Linked DNA regions of Homo sapiens: region 2 is linked to region 1. Evidence: chromatin contacts called from ENCODE Hi-C data. All regions are on one chromosome and are shown on one strand. The core of a region is the stretch at or near the end of the contact, and the rest is flanking DNA. Distances in the headings are between cores, read along the strand shown.

The links. A loop is a pair of places that touch in the nucleus more often than their neighbours do. Pooled maps may share reads with other maps.
Region 2: a loop to region 1 is called in a map of astrocyte of the cerebellum, with 5 times the contacts of the local background. The contact joins the promoter of ZC2HC1B here to the enhancer-like site in region 1. A Hi-C loop is called at or near these places in 2 of 168 maps with a recorded cell type or tissue (astrocyte of the cerebellum and endothelial cell of hepatic sinusoid) and 2 of 50 pooled maps.

What each region holds. Positions count from the first base shown.
Region 1 is chr6:143,821,314-143,825,973 of GRCh38, forward strand. PHACTR2 (phosphatase and actin regulator 2) reads left to right here. Exons shown (of 13, transcript NM_001100164.2): 13 at 2,361-4,660. The coding sequence ends at 2,376. Among named protein-coding and RNA genes, the nearest start is that of LTV1, 20 kb to the right of the region's middle. Within about 2 kb of position 1,636, at least 3 of the 41 ENCODE cell types and tissues checked have a DNase peak (open chromatin) inside an H3K27ac peak, as active enhancers do.
Region 2 is chr6:143,861,544-143,866,898 of GRCh38, forward strand. It overlaps ZC2HC1B (zinc finger C2HC-type containing 1B), which reads left to right and starts at 2,931. Exons shown (of 8, transcript NM_001013623.3): 1 at 2,931-3,024. The coding sequence starts at 2,997. It overlaps LTV1 (LTV1 ribosome biogenesis factor), which reads left to right. Exons shown (of 11, transcript NM_032860.5): 8 at 561-700; 9 at 1,301-1,353; 10 at 1,543-1,743; 11 at 1,874-2,269. The coding sequence ends at 1,984. RefSeq lists a silencer at 4,935-5,135.

The DNA of each region.
Region 1 (4,660 bases), core at 386-2,885:
AAGTCCCTCGTATCCAACTAGCAGCTCCTCAGTTATCAATTCGTGGCCCATCTCATTTCACCTGCTCTTATTTTTTAGTTTTTCATTTTGTAATGCTTGTATTCAACACAGTGACGTTTAGTAAGTACTATCACGTGCCGGAGATTGTATTCAATGAGTATGTAAAAATGGATAAGAAAGTTTCCTTCCTCAGCTTCTCATGATCCAATAGCAAAGGCACATGTATCCAAAGATTATATAATGTAAGCAATAACTGGCATAAGCCAAAGGTTATGGGAACACAGGAAAGAGAGCAATTAGTGCTTCCCTGAGCAGTGGAGAAAAGAGTTTGGAGAACTCACAGAGTGAGACTGCATAAAGCGCAGATGGTAAGAGAGATAAAGGTAGAAGAAAGAGTAGGCCAGGTGTGGTGGATCAAACCTGTAATCGCAGCACGCTGGGAGGCCGAGGACAGATTGCTTGAGTGCAGGAGTTTGAGAACAGCCTGAGCAACATAGCAAAACCCCATTTCTACTAAAAATACAAATATTAGCTGGGCATGGTGGTGCATGCTTGTAGTTTCAGCTACTTGGATGCTGAGGTGGGAGAATCACCTGAGCCCAGGAGGTTGAAGCTGCAGTGAGCTGAGATCGCACCACTGCACTCCAGCCTGGGCAATAGGAGTGAAACCCTGTCCCCCTCTGGAGCTCCCCCCAACCCACCCTGCAAAAAGTAGGTAGAGGAAAGGGCATTAGCGCAAAAGCCTTTTTGGGGCAAGTGATTGAAATGGAGAGTATTTGGAAGCAGTGATAGAGATATAGCTAGAACCATGAGTTGGGCCACTTTCTGAAAAGCCTTACTTGCTACTCCAGGAACTTTAAATTTTATTTTGTTGGCTTTCTTATTTTAATTTTGTTAAGGGACAGGGTCTTACTATGTGCCCAGACTTGTCTTGAACTCCTGGACTCAAGGCTGTCCTCCCACCTCAACCTCCCAAGCAGCTGGGATTACAGGTGTATGCTACCATGCCCAGCTTAAATTTTATTTTGTAGGTAATGGGGAACAATACGATCCTTTTGAGAAAGAACTGGGTTGGGCGCAGTGGCTCGTACCTGTAATCACAGCACTGTGGAAGGCAAAGGTGGGCAAATCGCTTGAGACCAGGAGTTCAAGACCAGCCTAGGTAACATAGCGAGACCCCCATATCTAATTAAAAATAAAAAAAGATTTTAAAAACCCCAAGAACTGAAATGATGGAACCAGTATTTTTAAGGATAGTGTGAGCAACAGTGAGGAGCATAGATTTGATGGAGAGAGCCTGGGACAGGGAAACCAATTAGGAGACTGGCTGACCAGAGCAGATGAGCATTCGACTGTAGAAGACAGAGTGAAATGCTAGGCAGAGTTGCATAAATGTGGAATTGCAGAAGTAGGCTGAAGAGCTTGATCACTTAAGGCTTTATGGAGAAGATAACTTTTGACCTTGATCTTGAAAATGAAAACATAGATAGGAAATGAAGGGAAGGAATTGCAGTATTAGTGAACAGCATGTTCAAAAGCACCGGGCTACAAAAATGCAAGGAATGTTCAGGAACTCACAAGGAGGGAAAGGAAGCCAGCTGGCTGGCTAACAAGCATACCGTAAAAGTAGTGCCAGCAAAAGATGGAACTTTAATGATTCCAAGACAGGCAGTTGAGGCAGGACTTGGTGACTAATAGGAAATGCTGGATGAGGGAGAGAAATGAATTGCTAATCTGAGGTTTCTAGACCAAAAATATTTTTAAAGATAGAATATTAAATAAGACAAAGTGCAAAGGCAGGTTAACAAGGAAAGCTTTGTATAGTTGTGGACATGCTTAGTATATACCTGTGGAACATCTGGGGGGAAGCGCCCTGTGGGCTTTTGGAAATTCAAGTGTAGAAAGTAGATTTGGAGTCGTCAGCAGGAGATGATGAGAGGCTGAAGCTAATGAAAAAGTGTCTATTTGTTACTGTGCTTTTATAATACAGACGAGGTGTACCAAAATCCCTTTGTGAAACATCTCCCTCTGCTTGATAAAGGTTAGAGCACGATGCTCAAGAATAGTGATGTTTTCTGTCTTGGTTGCTGTGTAACTTGAATACTATAACCAGCATCTTTTATATAAGGTTTCCTTATATGCTTATATGTAAACATATATATAAGGAAAGCGTTTATATATGCTTTCCTTAATAATATTTGTAACAGTATTTTGTTATGACAGAAATTTGTAAACAGTAATTCAGTTGGGGGATATCTGGGGTACCTTTTCATTGTAAACATGACCACGCCTTATTCAGCTCACTGCATGCAGAATGTGCTCCTAGGCCACAGGCTTATAGTTTCTATTTCTTACTCCAGGTTTCATCGTCCATAACGAAGAGTGAGACTATTTGGAAACAGAGACTGATCATCTTTGGGGGAAGCCCTGCTTCCTGAAAACCTGATATTGCACTGGGATTTGAATGTGTGTGTTTCCGTTTAACTTGTGGTGAAGGAAGTGTGTGACTCAGCTTGGCTGGGAAGTGCTCCTCACCTGTGTGGCCCAGATGGCTCCAACAAGCAAAAGGAAGGATGCAGTGACTCTTGCTGCCCAGAATGCACAGCGATGGTAAGAGACACCGTGGATATTCTTCATCAGAAGCTTTAATCAAAGAAGATGAGCAGAAGACAATCACTGGCTCCCTGTTACCAGAAAGCCAAATTTTATAATGCGGGTGAAAGAAAAATATAGATTAAAATTGCTGGGCACTGAAAAGGGGTGGGAGTTGGAAATCAGAAAGAAAGAGAAATATTTCATTATGTTAATGAAGAAAAGAGAAAATTGAAGCATAAATGTATTTTTGAAGTAGTTATTCGGTAGCTGAGAACTTATTAAGGGATTTAGGAATTTAACCTCCTGATGTGGATTCCTCAAAGACTTGATCGGAGAATACTCTTGTTTCACCATTATGTTGGTACAGTATAGTACCATTATTTTATGTTGTGCCAGTGAATCCAGTTGCCAGAAATAAGTCTGAATGTTTTCATGCATCTTTTTCTTAAATGCAAGAGCTTCTACTGACTCTTAACAAGCATGCTTACCCAAATTTTGTTGCATGCTTTTAAGTAGCATTAGCTATGCACACTTGACATTTTTAAATATCCCTTTCCTAGTGTACCAGCCTTCACAGGATAAGAGGACTGGGAATAAAGTCAGATGTAATGTGACCCTAGAAAACTGTAGCAAGCTTCAGAAATAAATCTTTTGATCTTTCCCTATCTTGATTAGATCCAAAGTCAAAGCAACCATACTTCACCTAGAGAAGACAGTATTGGCAATCATGACACCTGTAATAAAAACTTGAATCCAAAGTCAAAACTTAAGCAAGATACAAATGTGCTGCCTGCAGTTAGTCCTGCATGGGAATAAGGACTAGTTATTTTTTTAGTGCTGCATTTTTTTAAAGTTGGATTGCTGCTATTTAAAAAAAAAAAAAGGACACAGATCAAAAAAACACCCAAAGGCTTAACAGAACATGGAAAGTTCCCACTAAGTTGTGTGTGAGGAAATCCTCATCTTGTATTTTAAGAATCTGCAGATGGCATCCATAGATACAGTACAGTATTTACTGTCAATGCAAAAGAATCAGTGAGGTTAAAGTAGTGGAAGTTTTCCCTATGAGCCTACAGTCTGTATTGTTTACATTAAGAAACTCTCTATTATTGTGTTGCTATTTTCCATGGAGTCACAGGCACACTATGACTTCTGCTCCCAAATACATATGACCATATGTAAATACCACCTTGCATTTCATTGTTCTTCACAAGTGCTTTGTGCCCCTTTAATTAAAAACACATGAAATGAATAACAAAACAAGACCCAAATAGAGTTTATTTTATTCTCAGAGTTTGGACTACAATTTTCTAAGATGTTTCTGGTTCAAGACTGTCATTTTCTATTTCAACCGAAAAGTAAGCATTTAACCCGGTGAATAAATGTAGATCCTGCCATTCATTGGTATTTTAAAGAACCACTTGAAATCGGATCATTTTATTTAAAAATAAAAAATGTTAATGCCAGTTGGCCTACTATAAAAAGCCAGGACCATGTTAGAATTAGGAAAAGTAACCAGCATTACTGCACCTCTTGTTAGACTCTGTGCATTAATAAAACACACCTAGAGTCTGTTGTCATTTCACTAATAGGATAAGACAAATTTTTTGCTTTGAAAAAATTTTTCTGCATGCCCAGGTGTCTGTCTCTGGCTGAGGTTTTGTCTATTTTACAGTGTTTCAATCCAGCCATAAAAATTAACTTGTGATTTTTTTTTTCCCAAAGTCATGCTTTTCCTTAATTATATTTTTATTTTATTATTTTAGTGTCTTGAGAAAAATACCAAGAGATATAATGTTTCTTTTAATTGTCTATGCTTAATCATCTTTAAACACTTTTTAAATTTCTAACCACAAGACCTCTCTATAATGGTAAATGTAAGACATCACCATTTTATCACTCAAAGTATGTTATTGAAAGTTTCTATTTGGTTGATAAAAGGAACAATTTTTTCCCACTTTTGATGCCTGTGATGCAATTTTTTATTGCCTACAATGAGATACACTTAGTACAAAAAATGAAAATCTGGTATTTCAAAATTGCATTTCTTGTATAATAGGTCAGA
Region 2 (5,355 bases), core at 1,681-4,180, 42 kb after region 1:
AAATGCCAGGTGTTCTGAGAAGTAGGTATTTACATCTCGTGGAAAGACAAGAATTTGTCTCTCCAGCTGGATTAGCGGAACTGACCAGCCAGTTATTTTGGCAAATCAGCATCCACATCAAGGTGACTCTTCTCTGAGAGAAACTGATGAAGTGTTCAAATCAGCTAGAAAGGTCTGATGTTCCATGATCACTATAATATATAGATCCCATAGCAGAAAAAGAAGCTATATAGTTGAGTGAAATATTCGAATACTTTGCAGAGACAGATGAGTTATGCTTTTTTAGGCTTTAAAAACCTGTTTTCTTAGGAAGCTGCCTTGGAAAGACACAGCTAGATGTTACCTTCCTATCAGCCGAGTGAATGTCCAAAACTCACTGGAGGGAAGAGGCAGGGCTGGGTAGAACAGAGTTTGACAGAAAATAACGGATGGGTCACTGGAATATGTGCATTTAAAACATTGGTTTTTCCACAGCTAAAAATTGCAGTTTTAGTGACATAGTATAATAATAGGTCATTTTTCCCCCTCTTGGTCTTCACTTTTAAAAACTCGTCTAAAAGTTGTGTAAAATTGAATACCCTTGAACCCTTGGAGGATCAAGACCTGCCAATGAATGAGCTTGATGAGTCTGAGGAGGAAGAAATGATTACTGTAGTCCTTGAAGAAGCCAAAGAGAAGTGGGATTGTGAATCTATTTGTAGTAAGTATATTCACTTTATGATAGTAATTTTAAAGTATTAAAGTATATCAACTTTAGGCTGGGTGCGGTGCCTCACGCCTGTAGTAATCCCAGCACTTTGGGAGGCCGAGGCGGGTGGGTCACCTGATGTCAGGAGTTCAAGACCAGCCTGGCCAACATGGTGAAACCCCGTGTCTACTAAAAAATACAAAAATTAGCCAGGTATGGTGGCAGGCAACTGTAATCCCAGCTGCTCGAGAGGCTGAGGCAGGAGAATAGCTTGAACCTGGGAGGCAGAGGTTGCAATGAGCCGAGATCATGCCATTGCACTCCAACCTGGGCAACAAGAGCAAAACTCTGTCTAAAAAAAAACATATATCAACTTTGAAAAAATACATATATTTTAATAAGAGTTAGGCTTTTAGGAAATTTGTGAAAAATTATTTGGAAAGAGTAATATTCCAATACTGAGTTGTAAGCAATTTATAAAACATTGATCAGAGACTCCAGTGTTATTTTGCACTATGAAAACACAAGGTCAGAAATATAGTAGGAATTCAGTAATGCTTTGTGGAACTGAAAACATGCTTACTGATACATGACTTTTATTTGTTTGTTTAGGTACATACTCAAATTTATATAACCATCCACAGCTTATCAAGTATCAACCAAAGGTAAGTCCTAGTGTGCTGAGCTATTTGAAGGATGCAGTGCATAAAAAATAGAGTGCACATTTTCGCACAATAACTTTTTATCTTTATGGCTAGAGTGATATTAGAAAAAGCATCAACAGTATGTCATTAATGAGCTATTTTTTAATAGGAATGAGAAGTAACTCTAGTACCATTTTATCTGTATTTCAGCCCAAACAAATTCGAATATCTTCTAAAACAGGAATACCTCTCAATGTCTTACCAAAGAAAGGACTCACAGCAAAGCAAACTGAAAGAATACAGATGATTAATGGCAGTGATCTTCCTAAAGTATCAACTCAGCCACGTTCTAAAAATGAAAGCAAAGAAGATAAAAGAGCAAGAAAGCAAGCTATAAAAGAAGAGCGCAAGGTAAAATATATTTTTCAAATGTGAGATTTACAAAGAGCTGGTGGAGGGGAAATTAGGGGAATTTTGTAAAAGCAGTCTGTATCAGTTTAAAGATGTGAATAATACAAGTATATTCTTGTACTTATAACAGGAACGAAGAGTGGAGAAGAAAGCTAACAAATTAGCATTTAAACTGGAGAAAAGAAGGCAAGAAAAAGAGCTGCTGAACTTGAAGAAGAATGTTGAGGGTCTAAAGCTATAGACAGTGGAGCATACAGGGCAAGGCACTTTATTAGGGGCTCCTCATCTTTGGTTATTGACTAGAAACTTCAGAAAGACAAAACTGTTTGCCATTTTTACTGGCAGATAAGAGGAAAATACAATATTTGTATTATTTTTATACTAGTAAGTGTCCCCTGCCAACCATCTTGTAAATATTGTAATACTTTAATTTTTAATATTATAAGCTTACATTTGCTCTGAAGTAAATGACTTCATGAATGTGAAATGTTTGATAAATTAAAGGAAAATATCTTCATAACGTGAATGGAATTGGTGTATTCATTTATTTGTATGGTTGTCATAGTTGTTTTTTGCAGATGTTTTCAAATATTTCTTTGAATCCTCTCCACGCCTTTTCAGGAATTACATGGTTTAATTTGCTGTAAATAGAAAAGTGGCCTGGTTAAACTCAATTTTGAAATGCTGACTTTATTCTGTTTAGTGTAAGATGAGTTTTTCTGAGAAGGTTCCACTGTTAGGAAGCTAAGTTTTCCCTTGCTGTATACAAAGGACTGTTTCAAAAGTGTGGCAAAACTGAATATTAAGGTTCTTAAGATTCATATTTCCTGTTATATTACTGGATGACTTGCTTTTGGGATTTAGGAACAGTGAAGGCAGGAAACAGAATAGTCAAGGAAATAAGAAAACTTATTTGGCTTCAGTGAGTCCCTAGTTCAAAATCAGAAATATTTATTTCAGTTTAAACTGGGGAGTTTGTCTTTTCAACATCAGTTAATGCTTGGAACCATTCATACTTGATTAAAATACATCGTTGAAAACTTTCCCTGTTTTTGATGAGTTGATTTTTGTTTTAACTGATTTAAACTTTTTCAAGGTTTAGGCAATGACATCATCACAATTGTTGATTATTTGGTAAACTATGACTTCTTGCAACAGATTAGTGGTCCTGGTTTATGTTCTTGACTAGTATGATGTTATCTGGACTGGGCTGTAAAAATCTGTGAACACTGTTGCTCTGAGTTAGGAACAGAATGGCTGGGGCAGAACCATTTTTGGCAGGTGAGCTGCACTTGATATCTAAATTATTAGAAAATGCCTTCATCTGTAATCATTCATTTATGGCTTTTCCAAAGCTGGTAGGTATTAGCTTGTTCTACCATGTGTGATCCGTTTAAATCTAAGTATTGTAGGATTTTTAAAGAGTTGTCAAAACTGATGGCATTAGGTATTCTACCAACATTGGCTAGAAAAAAATCTTGACTGAAGAGCTTGTCATTGCAGAAGTAGGATACTGGAGAGAATGTATTTAAATGCCAACCTGTGAAGTAAAGGGTCAGATGATGGTTTATGTCAATATTGAGAATGTAAGTACTAAAAGGATTGGCCATTTATTTTGATAGCTGTCTCAACTGAAGATTCTCAAAAACAGCAAGAGTCTTAATAGGCATTGGATGTTTCTTTGTCATGTTACTCAAATTCTGTGTTATGAGGTGCTAACTTCACTGTGTTTAAATCCATATATTATATATTTTGCAATTAAGAGAAAAAGACTAGGCCATGAGTCTTGATGAAGCATATTGTGATTTAGGCAGGTTATACTCCAAACTTAAATATTTTAATTTTATTCTGAAGAACAAATTCATGATACTTTAAATGAATTTTCTGATATCTTGGTTCTCTAAAAATCTATAAATGATGATTGGGAACTGAACATAAAAGCTCCATGCTAAATGTTGGGAGCCCAAGAGATCAGAGGGTTTTTGCCTTCAGGAGCCACATGGTCTGAGGAGGCAGGATAGGTGCAGCGAAATGTAACTGGCAATACTATCGTGGTAAGTACCACTTGTAATTAGAATCTTGGTACTTGCTGTTCCCCCAGAAGTGCTTTCACTGCAGACAGACCTTCCTCATGGTTGGTGCTCAGCTGTAACCTTCACTATAGGCTATTCCCTGAGCTTGTATTTAAAAATCCTGCACGCATCCCTCCCCTGCATCCTTGACCCTCCTTCCCTGGTTTATGTTCTCCACAACATCTGTTGACGCAGAGGACTGTTTTTCAGTCTCCTCTCGCAGGACAAACCCTGAAGGCACAGTGTTTTATTTATTGCTTTATCCTTAGGTCTGGAAGGGTGCCTGGCATTCAGTATACAGTCACAAAGTAGTGTATGAATGAATGGATAGATGGGAAAGATTTCAGAAAAGAATTAAACATAGAACCATAGCAGGGCCTAGAATCACTGGGGTTAGGGAGGAGAGAAAGGCCTAAGAGATCCAGGCAGGGGGCAAAATCTTGAAGAATTTGTATCTTAAACTTTTTTTTTTTGCCAAGACAGGTCTTGCTCTGGCGCCCGAGCTGGAGCGCAGTAGTGCGATCTCATCTCACTGCAACCTCCAACTCCCGGGTTCAGGCGATTCCCCTGCCTCAGCCTCCCGAGTAGCTGGGATTACAGGTGTGCACCACCATGCCCAGCTAATTTTTGTATTCTTAGTAGAGACAGGGTTTCGCCATGTTGGCCAGGCTGGTCTCAAAACTCTTGACCTTATGATCCGCCCGCCTCGGCCTCCCAAAGTGCTGGGATTACAGGCATGAGCCGCCAACACCCGGCCCACCTATTTTGTTTAAGCACTGCCCGTGAATGGTGTAAAACCACTTGGATATCATAGTACCACAGATGCTCCTTGACTCGTGGTGGGATTATGCCCTGATAAGCCCACCATAAGCTGAAAACATGGTAAGCCAAAAATGCATTTACTACACCTAACCTACTGAACATCATAGCTCAGCCTAGCCTACCTTAAACTTGCTCAGAATACTTTCCATTAGCCCACAGTTGTGCAAAACCATCTGGCAATACAGCACGCTGTAGAGTTATCAATTTGCCCTCGTGATCACATGGCTGACTGGGAGCAGTGGCTCACCACTGCTGCCCAGCATCACGAGAGGATTGTACCACTTTCTACTGAATACATATGCTTTCTCACCATCATGGAAAAATTGTTAACTTGAACCATCATAAGTTGAGGACTGTCTGTTACTTTACAAGTCTAAGTGTCTGAAGTGCAGTTACCGCTTGTGTCTATTACCTGTGATGCCCTGTATCTACATCTCCATTTTGATGTCATCAAGTCACCTCAGTTGAAAGAACTCTAACCTCTTGTAACTTTACTGTTACATTTTCAATAATTTTATGTTACTTCTTCATGTGGGTTGACATTGGTATGCTTTATCAGTCTTGTTCCAGTTAAAGGGCAGAGAAGGTAGAAATTCTAATGGCCTTGCATTTTAATTGTGAAACTTACAGGAGAATATTTAAAGCAAACACAGGGCCACTGTTCAAGTTAAGAAATAGAACATAGAAGTCCCCTGTGAATCCATCCTTGATTTCATTT